Regions from separate parts of the Homo sapiens genome. Here region 2 is linked to region 1. A link is an interaction called in ENCODE POLR2A ChIA-PET data of the cell type or tissue named here. Cell type or tissue: PC-9. All regions are shown on one strand. Links, peaks and the distances in the headings refer to the core of each region. The heading gives the core; the rest is flanking DNA.

Region 1 (2,823 bases), core at 175-2,674:
CTGGAGACAACACTAAGGGGAGGGACCAAAATCAGTGAATGAGCAGACAACCTTGACAAAACCAAGGGCTAAGGCAGAATGGGAGGATTTGTGCCGCAGGTCAGAAATGGAAAAAATAAGCAACAGTGGAGATCCAAAGGTGGGGTGAAGGGAGGTTAAGGGGCTGGATGAATTCTCTGAGACACATTAGCAGCCACACATCCTCTAAATAGGGTGTCTGCTGCCTTGGTCTTGGGTCTGAAAGTTGCTGGTTCTGTCACTGAAGGGAGCTGTTTGTGAGGGAAGCCTTGGGTCTGCAGCAGAATACACTCTGAATCATCACAAGGAAGAGAATAAGGTGAGATTGTTTAGTTGTTGGGTGTGTGAGGGCTCTGGGAGATGGTCCAAGGAAATCAGAGAGTATTAGCTCAATGTGTATGATTTGCTCCAGATTATCTTAGGCATTGTGGGTGACACATTTTCGGGCACTCTGTAGTATTAAACCGCATAATTTCAGATATGTTCAGATATGTGGTCTAAGCAGTGCTTGAAATCCCCCTCTAGAGGGATTCTAGACTATGTTCCACTACTTTATTGTAATGTAAACCATGGAGGTATTACCTGGGCCCTCAGAAATGACTTCTTCCTCTGTAAGTAATGAATAATCCCACTCTGATAATGTGTATGTAGGTGCCTTATAAACCAGTGAAAGCTGTACAAATACGAGACTTGGTTGCAATGAAAAGAAGAGTGAAAACACCATGGAAATAGTGGATGGTTGTAGATGGTACAGCATGAATGTGGCTACCAGGGCATGAAACCCTTCCAGGGCAGAGTCTCATTGATGGCAGGACCTTGACGAGGCACCGTCTTCCATATTCAGAAGTTTAAAGTCTTCAGATTTGGAGATACTCAGATTGATTTTTGTCAGTTAGTTCAGAATGATCAATCCCTAGAGGACTGACCCAGGATACTCAAACTCAAAACAGACTGATGTACACCAGATCACCAATGGTTTATTCAAATGCTTTCCAGTATTAACATTCTAAGGTGGTTTATTTTTTTTGGATTTTGTGATAATCTTTATCCTGTGATTTAACGCATTTCACTGGTAGCCTTAGTTTGGATTAAAGCATGTAACTCAACTTTTGTATCTTTTAGGCTTGGAACTAAAGCTCAACTCCAAAGATTGTGGAGCAAAGAGACAAACGTAGGTTAAATAACTCTCACATGTTACATAAGATTTCAGGGAAGTGGAATAGAGAACAGGATGGAGACCTCCCGAGTGCTTGGTTTTACCATTTCTTGGGGGAGACCTGGTATAAGAAACTAATTTTAGACCTCTTTTTACTAGTCATTGTTCTCCCATTAAGTGGCTTCAGAAAATGCCCTTACACAGCCTTGATTCAGACTTTTACAAGGTGTTGGTACATTTTTTCAGAATACAATTGGAGGAATAAATTTGGCTTGCCTGTAATATTATGGGCAAGAGTCTAATACTAATACTAATATTAGACTCTTGGCATACTGATTTGTATAAGCTCCCCCATCTACCCTGGTTGCCATTTGGATGCCTACCTGACCACCACTTTCACATTTCTCCATGGATCAGGTGGGAAATATAAAATCTAAAATATTTACCAATTACCTCTTTACTGTGGAAAATGTGCATAGGATTCCTCAGAGAAAAAGAAATGAACTACTAAAATGTTAAAAACATGAAACTAGATTTTCTTTAGTTTGCCCCAGGAAACACGAGGGACTCCTTCATGAGCTAATTTAATAATATGCCAGCGGTCTGCATCTATGTGTATATTCAGAAACTCAATACACTTTCAGAGGGAGGCTCCAGCTGAATTGGTTTTTGATAAGACATTTTAAGGGAATATTGGGGGCCAGGCAAGTGACCGTCACCAATCTTTTCAAATCAAGAAGGTTATTCCCATTGATGTTTGAAGGATCAGGTTGGAAATCTCAGTCTACCCTACATGGCTTTGATGACCGGCCAGCGCTGTGTTTCCTCCACACTGTGACCAAAATTCAAATTAATAACAATTATATCGTATAGCACTAGTAATCTGTAATAGTCTACAAAAAATTCCTTGAAGAGTCTGGGAAGTAAAAATGATCGTTACCCTCTGTTCACAGATGGGGAAACTCAGAAAGTTTCAGTCAGAAAAAGAGCTAGACTAAGACCCAGGCTATCTGATTATGGACTTTGTATATATATATATATATATATATTTGAGACAAAGTCTTGCTCTGTGACCCAGGCTGGAGTGCAGTGGTGTGATCTCAGCTCACTGCAACCTCTGTCTCCCAGATTTCAAGTGATTCTCCTGCCTCAGCCTCCCAAGTAGCTGGGATTATAGGCACACACCACCATGCCCAGCTAAGTTTTGTATTTTTAGTAGAGACGGGGTTTCACCATGTTGGCCAGGCTGGTCCCAAACTCCTGACCTCAAGTGATACACCAGCCTCAGTCTCCCAAAGTGCTGGGATTATAGGCGTGAGCCACCATGCACGGACTGCACTTTGTATTTTTATTTATTTATTTTTTTGGGATGGAGTCTTGCTCTGTCTCCCAGGCTGGAGTGCAGTGGTATGATCTCAGCTCACTGCAACCTCCGCCTCCCGGGTTCAAGCGATTCTCCTGCCTCAGCCTCCCAAGTAGCTGGGATTACAGGCGCACGCCACCATGCCCAGCTAACTTTTTGTATTTTTAAGTAGAGAAGGGGTTTCACCATGTTGGCCAGGCTGGTCTCGAACTCCTGACCTCAGGTGATCCAACTGCCTCGGCCTCCCAAAGTTCTGGGATTACAGGTGTAAGCCACCATGCCCGGC
Region 2 (2,823 bases), core at 91-2,590, 52 kb after region 1:
ACACAATATTTGGTTTCCCCTTTTTAGGCAATTCAAATTAAAACTTATTTCATTTCATAATTACAAACATTCATTTTGAGTAAAGACTAATCTGACGGGAATTTGGTTCCAGTGATATTGTAACCCAGACTTATAATAGCAAAGCAATCCATCTCCTGACTAATGTCTTGGAATCTTTTACAACTCTACCCCGGCTAAACATTTGCCTTTGGAAAGTTTTATCCTTTTCCTTGAAATAATAATGCTTTATTAAGAGCACAGTGTGATTTGAGTTTTTTAAAAATAATGATTTAAATCAAAGACTTCAAGATATAAAGAATTTAAAGGGTGAGCCATTCTACCCTCTTAGTTTTGGGTTATTTTATAACTCCCATGAGCTTTAGAGTGGAACGTTGCTTAGAAAAATGTTCATTATTAAGTTAGGTTTCAACTGTTTCCTGAAAAAAGGAGAAAGAAAATATTCTTTGTCTGGGTATCATAATAGGTGATAATTTTGAAATACTAGATAAAGTATATGTTATTGCTATTCCGAGTATAGATAGAGTAGAATAAGATCATGGCTGACTGATCATTTAGGCATAGAGAGTTAATATCTAGGAAAACACAGTGTTCATTAAAATGAGAGAAAAACATCACATGGAGTGTTTGCAGAGTGATCATTGCTTATCTATTAATGTATAAAAACCACTCCAAAACATGGTGGTTTAAAACGATGCATTACGTTGATTACAATGATTCATTCCTCTCCTGTGTCCTGGGGGTTGATGAACTCAGCTGGGTGGTTCTTGCTTATTGGGGTACCTCATGTGGTTGCAGTCAGATAGTTGCTGATGCGGAGACATCTGAAGCTTCTATTCCTTGTATGTCCAGCTTTGAGGCTGGAACACCTGCAGGCTGTTGGATCTTTCTCTCTCCAATGGTCTCAATGTGTGGCTAGCTTGGTCTTGTGCACAGCATGGGGGTGTCTCATGTTGTGAAGAAGTGGAAGTAGTAGTCCGTTTTCTCATATGGCAGCTTGTTTCCCTCCTGAGGAAATGCTATAAGAGACCAAGGTAGGGGCTGCAAGGCTTTTGTGAGCCTGGCTTTGGAATTCCTGGAGGATCACTTCTGCTTCATTCTGTCCGTTGTGAGTGAGTCATGGGGCCAGTCCAAGTTCAATGGGAGGGGATTATCTACAGTCATGAGTAGAGGAATGCGTAGGTCATTGGAGGGCCACTTTGGAGACTGCTGACCACAATCATCAAGCAGTTGGTTCGTTTGCCTACTCAGATCATTTTAATGGGTGAAATGATCGCACTAAATCACAGATGTTTGTATTCAGAAGGATTTGAAGTTTGCAGGAGCAAAGGGAGCAGAGAAAGTTTCTTTGTTAGGTCTACCTCACAACTGTTTGAATAACCTGCAAGTGTGAGTGTGTGTGTGTGTGCATGTGTGTGTGTCTGTGTCTGTTTGGTGGAATTTTTGATTACTCTGACTATAGTTGTACAATTGACCCCTGAACAATGTGGGTTTAGGGAAACTGATCCCCTCACAGTTGAAAGCCCGCATATAACTTTGACTCTCCCTAAAATTAACCACCAATAGCTTGTTGACCAGAAGTCTTACTGATAACATAAACAGTCGATTAACATGTAAATAGACTGGTATGTACATTTGTCTTATGCATTCATGACATACCTAACCTTTTCTAGGCTCTGTGGTTCATCTTTGAGTTTTTTCAAATTGTTGCAAATCTTTAAAAATTTTTCCAAAATATTTATTTTAAAAAAATCTGTAGATAAATTGTCCCACACAGTTCATACTCATGTGGTTCAAGGGTCAACTATAGTTTGATTCAGAAGGAGAGAAATATTAAGTGCTTCCATTGTTCCAGGTTTTGTGCTACATACTTGAAGCATTTCATATAATTAGTGGTAGTTTAGTGGTCATGTTCAAATCCTTGGTAGCTTTGAAATTCACGAGGGCAAGTTACTTAACTTCAGTGGGCCTCTATTTTATCATGTGTAACATGTTCGTGGGGCTTTTGTTCATGGAGAGGAGCACTCAGTTCCTTTTGCACTTTCTCAGTATCCAATTTATTAGCATTATGAATGTACTAATCAATGAGTATTTTAAAAAATATAAAAGCTTAACATTCCTCTAACTCTTCATATACTATTTATACAACAAATAAATTAAAAGTGATGAATTTAACAAATTACATTTTCCCAAACATGTAAATAATTACCGGTTAAATCTAAGATTTCTAAATATTAATTAAAATTATAAGTCTAACATCATATTCTTGTAAATGTTTTAAACACTTTAGAAAGCAGACAACACTCATACAATATTAATGTGTTTATAGTACTAATCAAGAATCTTACATGAAAACCTGGTATAAAAATGGTAATATATCTATTTGTTTCTTCATTATCTCTGTTCTAATTTGGTTTGCTTTTCACCTGGTAGATTGATTTGGTACATTTACTCATCTGGAGATTTAGATGACCTTCCCAGACCTATTGATGTCATGGATACAGGTTAACATTTTTGTTCCCCGTCCCTTCCCTCAATCAGAGCTCCTAAATCCCTACTGTTATGATCTGAATGTATACCCCCAAAAAACATGTGTTGGAATTTAATGGTGAATGTTGACAGTAGTAAGAGATGGAGTCTTTGGGAGATGGTTAAGTCATGAGGGTGAAGCTGTTATTAAAGGGCTCGAGGGAATGAGCCCTTTAATAATACTCTTTTGTCATGTGCGGACACCTAAATGGTGCCATTTATTAGAAATAGGTCTTCACCAGACACCAAATTTGCTAGCACCTTGATCTTGGACTT

What was found. ChIA-PET counts read pairs that join two places held together with the same protein. Peaks named below come from ENCODE experiments on the same cell type or tissue, not always from the same donor. Only the 100,000 strongest peaks of a DNase experiment are listed, where the experiment ranks them.
Region 2: POLR2A ChIA-PET joins it to region 1 with 13 read pairs; 2 of 35 experiments call an interaction of 5 or more read pairs at or near these places.

What each region holds. Positions count from the first base shown.
Region 1 is chr2:220,175,820-220,178,642 of GRCh38, forward strand. The region is part of intron 2 of LOC105373893 (a long non-coding RNA gene); the gene reads left to right. Among named protein-coding and RNA genes, the nearest start is that of MIR4268, 270 kb to the left of the region's middle. In PC-9, for the core only: no CTCF peak of the experiment used is centred there; no DNase peak of the experiment used is centred there; H3K27ac peaks cover 111 bases.
Region 2 is chr2:220,227,674-220,230,496 of GRCh38, forward strand. All of the region lies in intron 2 of LOC105373893 (a long non-coding RNA gene), which reads left to right. Among named protein-coding and RNA genes, the nearest start is that of MIR4268, 320 kb to the left of the region's middle. In PC-9, for the core only: no CTCF peak of the experiment used is centred there; DNase peaks (open chromatin) are centred at 778 and 1,178; H3K4me3 peaks cover 1,989 bases; H3K27ac peaks cover 2,500 bases.